Regions from separate parts of the Homo sapiens genome. Here all the other regions are linked to region 1. Evidence: read pairs that join two places in POLR2A ChIA-PET (ENCODE). Cell type or tissue: CD4-positive, alpha-beta T cell. All regions are shown on one strand.

Region 1 (2,500 bases):
TTTCAGTGCCTGCAGTCTAATGTTTAAAATCAAAATGGTACAAGGTCACCACCAAAGAAATTGTTTAAGCCAATGTTTCTCAAACTAAAACCTTTGGACATACTCCCAGAATCCCCTGTAAAGAAATGTATACTGTACTCAAAGTTGAGAACCACTGACTTAGCATAAAGGGACCGTATTTCTTTTCTCTCCCACCCAGCACAGGCCCAGTGCTCAGCAGAAATTGGGGCTCCACAGTTCTGCCCAACACTGGGTCACTGCTGAGAAGTCTGCACCAGGCCTTCCTGCACCTTTCCACTGAGCAATGGAGTTTGTTTATTCATTTATTTATTTATATGGAATTTATTTATTTATTTTGGAGACAGGGTCTCACTCTGTCACCCAGGCTGGAGTGCAGTAGCGCAATCCAGGTTCACTGCAGCCCTAAACTCCTTGGGCTCAACTGATCCTCCCACCTCAGATACCCGAGTAGTTGGGACTACAAGCACGCACCACCACGCCTGGATAATTTTTTTTAAATGTTTTGTAGAGATGGGGTCTCCCGATGTTGCCCAGGCTGGTCTCGAACTCCTGGGCTCAAGAGATCCTCCCGCCTGCGCCTCCCACGGTGTGAGCCACCTTTGATCTTATTGCTATGATTTTTTTATTGATAAAAACTAATAAATATTCTGAGTCTCAAGAAAGCTTTCTGAAACTATCAAAGGGACCCAGGCGGCGCATCACTACCTGTGAGGCCGACCCCACTCACAGCACAGACTGCAAGTGAGGCTTACAGATGGGAAGTGCCCTAAGCGAGGTTAAACAGCTAGTTAGCAGCAGACACGGAACTAGAACCTAAGCCTGCTGTCCCAGCTTCGGTGCCCGTGCTCACAGCGGAAGCTGCCTCGGCTCATCCGTAAGGGCGCTGATTAGGGACGACAAAGACCTCACCCCACCGTCCCCGTCCCATTTCCGCCCTCCCAGATCCCCAACCTCCTTCGAGTCCTCTCCAAGTCGCCTCGCCTCGCTCCACTCCAGGCCTTAGCAAGCATTCCACATGCCTTTACCCCAACCCTACTGCCTGTCCCCCAAAAGATGCAGGCGGAAAAGACCCCAGGAAGCGAGCCCACTCCTCCCCACTGCTCAGCAACACCGCCTACGACGTTCTCAGTAGCCGAATCCCTTTCCAGGCGCATGCGCCCCCGAGGTGGGCGAGCGCCGGTGATGTCACGCATAGCGCCATCTCCGAGCTCCGAGAGTCTGCGACAGCAGCTGCCAGTGCGTCATCAGAGAGCGCCGGAAGCGGTCCGAGAATGAAGAGTAAGCGGGGCCGCGAAGTTGGAGAGGGTTGGGGACGTTAAGGGTCGGGGTCTTGGTACTGGTGGGTGAAATGGGTCCGGGCTACCTGTTGCTGCGGAGTCCTAACAGAACCGCTACAGGAATGGGCCCACCCTACCTAAGAAAAACTGAGGGCTGGAGCACGGGTTAGCCTGGCTCGACCTCTGAGCTAGGGAGGGATGTCAGGGCTGGAGGCAGGTTCTCCCGGAGGCTGCTCAGTGGTGTGCGATGCTAGAGGAGGGTTCCAGGCCTTGGCTCAACTTGGCCACTATCTCCCGGGGTGACCGCGGTCAAGATCCTGCTCCTTTCTGCGAGCTGGTTTCACACTCTTAACCTGATGCAAAGCGCCGAGAGCTGCTGGGGAATGATATCACTAACCCAAAGCTTTGGTCCTTAGGGGTAGAAGACATGTGCCAAGGAGGGGCGTGTAGACACCGTTAAGACTGGGCCTTCAATCAGAATTTTTATTTTTCATCTCTGCCACTTTCTACCTATATGATCAAGTAGATTGTCTCGGCATGTCTGAGCTTCAGTTTGCTCATGCACATAAGTGTAATGAGAAAAAATATGTGTACCTTGTAATGAGGTTTCTGGCAAGTAATGGATGTTCAGTAATTGTTAGATGTGTATTGTTGCAGAAAGACTTCCAAGTCTGTTACTAAGCACCTGTAACAGATGAAGCAAAGTTATCAGGCCCCGCAAGTTGCTCTCTACAGTTTATAATCCCCATCTTCCATTTGAGGGAGAACTAGATGCTATATATAAAACTTGCAACCACATTGGTTTGCTTGATCAAACAAACATACCTGGCTGGGTGTGGTGGGACACGCCTGTGGTCCCAGCACTTTGGGAGGCTGAGGCAGGGGGATCACTTGAGGCCAAGAGTTGAAGACCAACTTGGGCAACAACATAGCGAGACCCTGTCTCTACAAAAACTGGAAAAAAAAAAAAAGAATTAGCCAGGTGTGGTGGCACACACCTGTAGTCTCAGCTACTCAGGAGACTGAGGTGGGAGGATCACTTGAAACCAGGAGGTCGAAGTTGCAGTGAGCTATGATTGTGCCACTGCACTCCAGCCAGGGCAACAGAGCAAAACCCAGTATCAAAACAAACAAACAAACAACAAAAAAAAAAAACTTGTAACCACCTTGCATCAAACATTCTCAGGGAAGTACAAGAAAGC
Region 2 (2,500 bases), 340 kb after region 1:
CCTAAACGAGGGGAAGTGGGGTGGGCAGCAGCCGATCTCCATTACAAGGGACAAGAGTAGGGGCAGCAAGGCCAGATCAATGGTTGCTGAGGTGGCTGGGGATGGAGAGAGGATGGTGGTGGTAGAAGAGATGGTAACAATGGTCAGGTCCTGGCTGTTCCAGAGGTGATGATGGTTGGATATGCAGTGAGGAAAAGACAGGAATGAACATTTATCTTTTCCCAAGTTGTCCTTGCTTTCTTCCTTTGAAGCCATAAAAAGGAAAAAAAGGGTGGATCTGGACTTGGGAGCTGGGCAGGAGTGAGGGAAGAGAAGCAGAGCAAGCAGGCACACCAGGCTGTGACTCTGCAGGCATCTCTCTGCCTAGACTTGTCTGTATGATGTGGAACGAACACGACCCATCTTTACTGCTAGCGACTGCAGCAGATAAGGCAAGGCCACTTTCACGCAGTTAGGTTAATAGGAGGCTGTACAAAGGGCTGTAGGAGGAAGTGGGCACAGGAGTTCTAAAATAATTGGAACGGCCAGGTGTGGTAGCTCACACCTGTAATCCTAGCACTTCAGGGAATCCAAGACAGGAGGTTAGCTAAGACAGGAGGCTCGCTTAATGTCAAGACCAGCCTGGGCAACATAGGGAGACCCCGCCTCTACAAAAAATAGAAAAATTAACAGGATGTGTTGGTGCGGGCCAGTGGTCCCAGCTACTCCTGAGGCTGAGGTGGGAAGATCGCTTGAGTCTAGGAGTTTGAGGCTGCAGTGAGAAATGATGGCACTACTGCACTCCAGCCCGGGCGACAGACCAAGACTCAGTCTCTTAAAAAAAAAAAAAAAAAAAAGAAAAGTGGGGGCAAAGTTATCCTTGGAAAATTTCTTAGTCCATTCATAGCAGCATATTAAAATTAGTACAGTAGCTTAATTTATATAAGAGAAAATACAATGTGTACAGTAATTAATGAACATGCAAAATATAATTGTATATTTCAACTCACTAAAAAGGCACAGAAAGAGTTGAATTTGCTAAAATTAAATGTGCTTATGAAACAGCTCTAGTACATGAATTAAGCTCCTAGATACAGATGCAGCGCCAAACGACGGGGAGGGAGATGGGGCACTCAAGGCGACACGCGGCTCTTGTTGCCGAGCGTTTCCTGGGCGTGGAGCTTCTATAGAATGTAAGCTTTTTTTTTTTAAGGTTCCAAAGCCTATATTTAGTGCTTTCATATACGTAATCTCAAAAAAAAAAAAAGAAAGAAATATCGGCATAAAATGTAAGCTTCCAGAGGGATACAAACGCAGCCCAGCGCGGACACCGCCAGCCCCAGCCACGCGGTTCGCATCAAGCGCACTCCCCTGGGGGCGGGGCCTGCGCGAGCTGGGCGTGTCGGGGGCGGGGCCTGCGCGCTTGCTTCCGGCGTGCCGCGAGAGGCGGGGCGTGTGGGGAGGCGCGGCCGCCACGCGACGCCTGGCTGGGCCCGCACCGGAGAGGCGTCTCGGTACCTGGCAGGCGGCCTGCTACTCGGAGCCCGCTGCGGGGCGGCGGCGGCGGGGACATGCACGTGTGAGATGCGGCAGCGGGCGGCGCGGACGCGAACAGCAGCGGCGGCGGCGGGCGCGGCCTCCTGGGCGCGGGGCGCGCGGTGCCTGAGGGCGGGCGCGCGGGCGCTGGGCAACTGCCGGCCGCGCCGCCTGCGCAGGCGCTGGTTCAGGACTCACACGCCGCGCTGAGGCCCGCGGGCCCGTCATGGAGGCGCCCACCGTGGAGACGCCCCCCGACCCCTCGCCCCCTTCGGCCCCGGCCCCTGCCCTGGTTCCGTTGCGCGCCCCGGATGTGGCGCGGCTGCGCGAGGAGCAGGAAAAGGTAACTAGCAGCCCCGCGCCGCTTCCGCCTCCGCCCGCCGGGCTGCCCCTGCCTGTGCTCTGGGCCGCCGCCCCGCGTGGCCTAGGCCCAGCTGCCCGGGCCCCCGGAGGGAACGGGGATAAACTTTTGTCACGTGCTTCTGTTGTCTTTGTCTGCAGCCCTTTGACTTCGCAGCGGAGTGAGGGGTGTGCAGCCCGTTCGCCTGCCCAGGAAAGGGGGCTTCTGAGCTGAAGGCGTGCGGCAGCGCGTGGGAATTTGGGGGCGGGGGCAGCACGCTGTCAACGGAAGCGTTCGCCTTAATATTTGTAGCTTGTAATGACCTAAACATTGCTTAAAATGTGTACTGTTTGTTGCTCTTTGATTGCACGGAAAAGTTTTACCGCGTTTGTCATGATAATGCTTCCTGTGCAATATTTGGTTATTTAATATTTGTCACAATATAATGCCATTTAAACATTAAAAAAAAAAGAGAGTCTCACTATGTTGCCCAGGCTAATCTCGAACTTCTGGCCTCAAGCGATCCTCCCCCTCCTACCCTTCCCCACCTCGCCTCCCAAAGTGTTGGGATTATAGGCCTGAGTCACCGCACCCGGCTCATTTTTACAAATTTTAATTTCATCGTATAATAAATGAGTTTTAAAC
Region 3 (2,500 bases), 85 kb after region 1:
CAAGAGAGAAGAGGTTAGAGGGAGAGGAAATGAACTCAGAGGGGGCTGCCATGTTGCTGGCAATTATCCCGTATTTTCCTGGGATAATTGCCAGCAACATGGCAGCCCCCTCTGAGCTTAGTGATGAAGAATTGAAGGTGAGAGAAGCCCAGGCATGGTGGCTCACACATGTAATCTCAGCACTTTGGGAGGCCGAGGTGGGTAGATCATCTGAGATGAGGAGTTCAAGACCAGCCTGGCAAACGTGGTGAAACCCTGTCTCTACCAAAAATACAAAAATTAGTTGGGCGTGGTGGCGGGCACCTGTAATCCCAGCTAGTAGGGAAGCTGAGGCAGGAGAACCGCTTGAACTCAGGAGGCAGAGGTTGCAATGAGCCGAGATCTTGCCACTGCACTCCAGCCTGGGCAACAGAGCGAGACTCTGTTTAAAAAAAAAAAAAAAGGCCAGGCACAGTGGCTCATGCCTGTAATCTCAGGACTTTGGGAGGCCCGAGGCGGGGGGATCACATGAGGTCAGGAGTTCAAGACCAGCCTGGCCAACATGGTGAAACCCCATCTCTACTAAAAATACAAAAATAAAAATTAAAAAATTAGCTGGGCGTGGTGGCAGATGCCTGTAATCCCAGATACTTGGGAGGCTAAGGCAGGAGAATCGCTTGAACCTGGGAGGTGGAGGTTGCAGTGAGCTGAGATCACTCCACTGAAATCCAGCCTGGGTGACAGACGAGACTCCATCTCAAAAAAAAAAAAAAGTGAGAGCAGTCAATGTGGTCAGGTGTTTTTCTTCAGCCATATCTGATGAGGCAGTTGGAGGGAGAGGGGATAGGAACTTGGGGATGCCATCATCCAAGGCCTCCACAGCAGGGCTGCCTGTTCCTGGGGCAGGACAAGGCTGGTGCCCAGTGGCTGCAGTAAGTGACCCTCTCACTGGCGATGCTTGGAGTCACTCAGGTAGGTGGTCTCACCCACACACCAGGTCTATTTGACATCTCAAGGGAGGGGGAAATGCCCCTGCCTTAGGTCTGGTTAGAGAGCACAGATTAGGGAAGCCACCAGTAAGCCCTCAACTCTCCCAACTCCCAACCTGTCAGCTTGGGCTGCCATGACAAAATGTCATTGATTGGGCAGCTTAAATTTATTTTCTCACAGTTCAGGAGGCTAGAAGTCCAAGATCTGGGAGCCAGCATGGTTGGGTTCTGGGGAGGGCTCTCTTCCTGGCTTACAGACGGCCACCTTCTTGCTGAGTCATCACATGGAGGAGAAAGAGCAACAGAGCCCTCTGGTGTCTCTTCTTATGAGGACACTAATCCCAGGATGAAGGCCCCACCCTCATGGCCATATCTAAACCCCCTTACCTCCTGCATCAAGTCCGCTTTCACACTGCTAATAAAGACATACCTGAGACTGGGTAATTTACAAAAGAAAGAGGTTTAATGCACTTGCAGTTCCACATGGCTAGGGAGGCCTCACAATCATGGGGCAAGACAAAGAGGAGCAAGTCACATTTTATGTGGATGGCAGCAGGCAAATAAAGAGACCCTGTGCAGGGAAATTCCCATTTTTAAAACCATCAGATTGGCTGGGCACGGTGGCTCATGCCTGTAATCCAACCACTTTTAGAGGCCGAGACGGGCGGATTACCTGAGGCCAGGAGTTTGAGACCAGCCTGGCCAACATGGTGAAATCCCATCTCTCCTAAAAATACAAAAAAGAAAAATTAGCTGGGCGTGGTGGTAGGCACCTGTAATCACAGCTACTCGGGAGGCTGAGGCAGGAGAATCACTTGAACCCAGGAGGCAGAGGTAGCAGTGAGTCAAGATCAGACCATTGCACTCCAGCCTGGGCAACAAGAGTGAAACTCCGTCAAAAAAAAAAAAAAAATCTGATCTCGTGAGACTTATTCACTATCACAAAAACAGCACAGGGATGATCCCCCCGCCCATGATTCAATTATTTCCCACCAGGTCCCTCCCACAACACGTGGGAATTATAGGAGCTACAAGATGAAATTTGGATGGGGACACAGAGCCAAACCATATCACCTTCCTAAGGTCCCATCTCCAAACACCATCACTCTGGGGGTTAGGGCTTCAACACAGGAATTTTAAGGGGGACACAATTCAGTCTACAGCACCTCCCAACCTGCTCTTGACCTCTAACAAGGATATCAAACAAGCCCAGATGCTAAATTTCAGAACAGAGGAGAGACAGAAAAAAAGAGTGGTTCCTGGCTCTGAAAGGAGTGTCTGTATCACCGGCAACCTGAGTGGAAAAGAAAAAAGAAATCTTTCATTTTTATACTTTCTATTGTGTATTTTATAGAGTTGTGATTCCCAATATGCTAGCCACTGGCCACATGTGACTAGTCAGAATTGAGATGTGCTAGCAAGTGTAAAATAGACAACACGTTTCGAAGGCTTAATATGAAAAAAATGGAAATCATCTCAATAATCTTTTATATTGATTACATGTTGAAATGATAATAGGTTGGATATCAGGT

Evidence for each region. Peaks named below come from ENCODE experiments on the same cell type or tissue, not always from the same donor. Only the 100,000 strongest peaks of a DNase experiment are listed, where the experiment ranks them.
Region 2: POLR2A ChIA-PET joins it to region 1 with 56 read pairs; 13 of 35 experiments call an interaction of 5 or more read pairs at or near these places.
Region 3: POLR2A ChIA-PET joins it to region 1 with 11 read pairs; 19 of 35 experiments call an interaction of 5 or more read pairs at or near these places.

The regions. Positions count from the first base shown.
Region 1 is chr19:29,605,027-29,607,526 of GRCh38, forward strand. POP4 (POP4 ribonuclease P/MRP subunit) reads left to right here and starts at 1,257. Exons shown (of 7, transcript NM_006627.3): 1 at 1,257-1,299. The coding sequence starts at 1,293. RefSeq lists an enhancer at 910-1,399. In CD4-positive, alpha-beta T cell, no CTCF peak of the experiment used is centred here; DNase peaks (open chromatin) are centred at 875 and 1,225; H3K4me3 peaks cover 1,765 bases; H3K27ac peaks cover 1,819 bases.
Region 2 is chr19:29,940,807-29,943,306 of GRCh38, forward strand. URI1 (URI1 prefoldin like chaperone) reads left to right here and starts at 1,433. Exons shown (of 11, transcript NM_003796.3): 1 at 1,433-1,858. The coding sequence starts at 1,742. RefSeq lists an enhancer at 1,179-1,268 and a silencer at 1,289-1,958. In CD4-positive, alpha-beta T cell, no CTCF peak of the experiment used is centred here; DNase peaks (open chromatin) are centred at 1,425 and 1,865; H3K4me3 peaks cover 1,443 bases; H3K27ac peaks cover 306 bases.
Region 3 is chr19:29,689,861-29,692,360 of GRCh38, forward strand. No RefSeq gene overlaps it. Among named protein-coding and RNA genes, the nearest start is that of C19orf12, 24 kb to the right of the region's middle. RefSeq lists enhancers at 423-975, 976-1,527, 1,122-1,416, 1,335-1,394 and a silencer at 1,206-1,403. In CD4-positive, alpha-beta T cell, CTCF peaks have their summits at 1,265 (motif pointing left) and 1,465; a DNase peak (open chromatin) is centred at 1,261.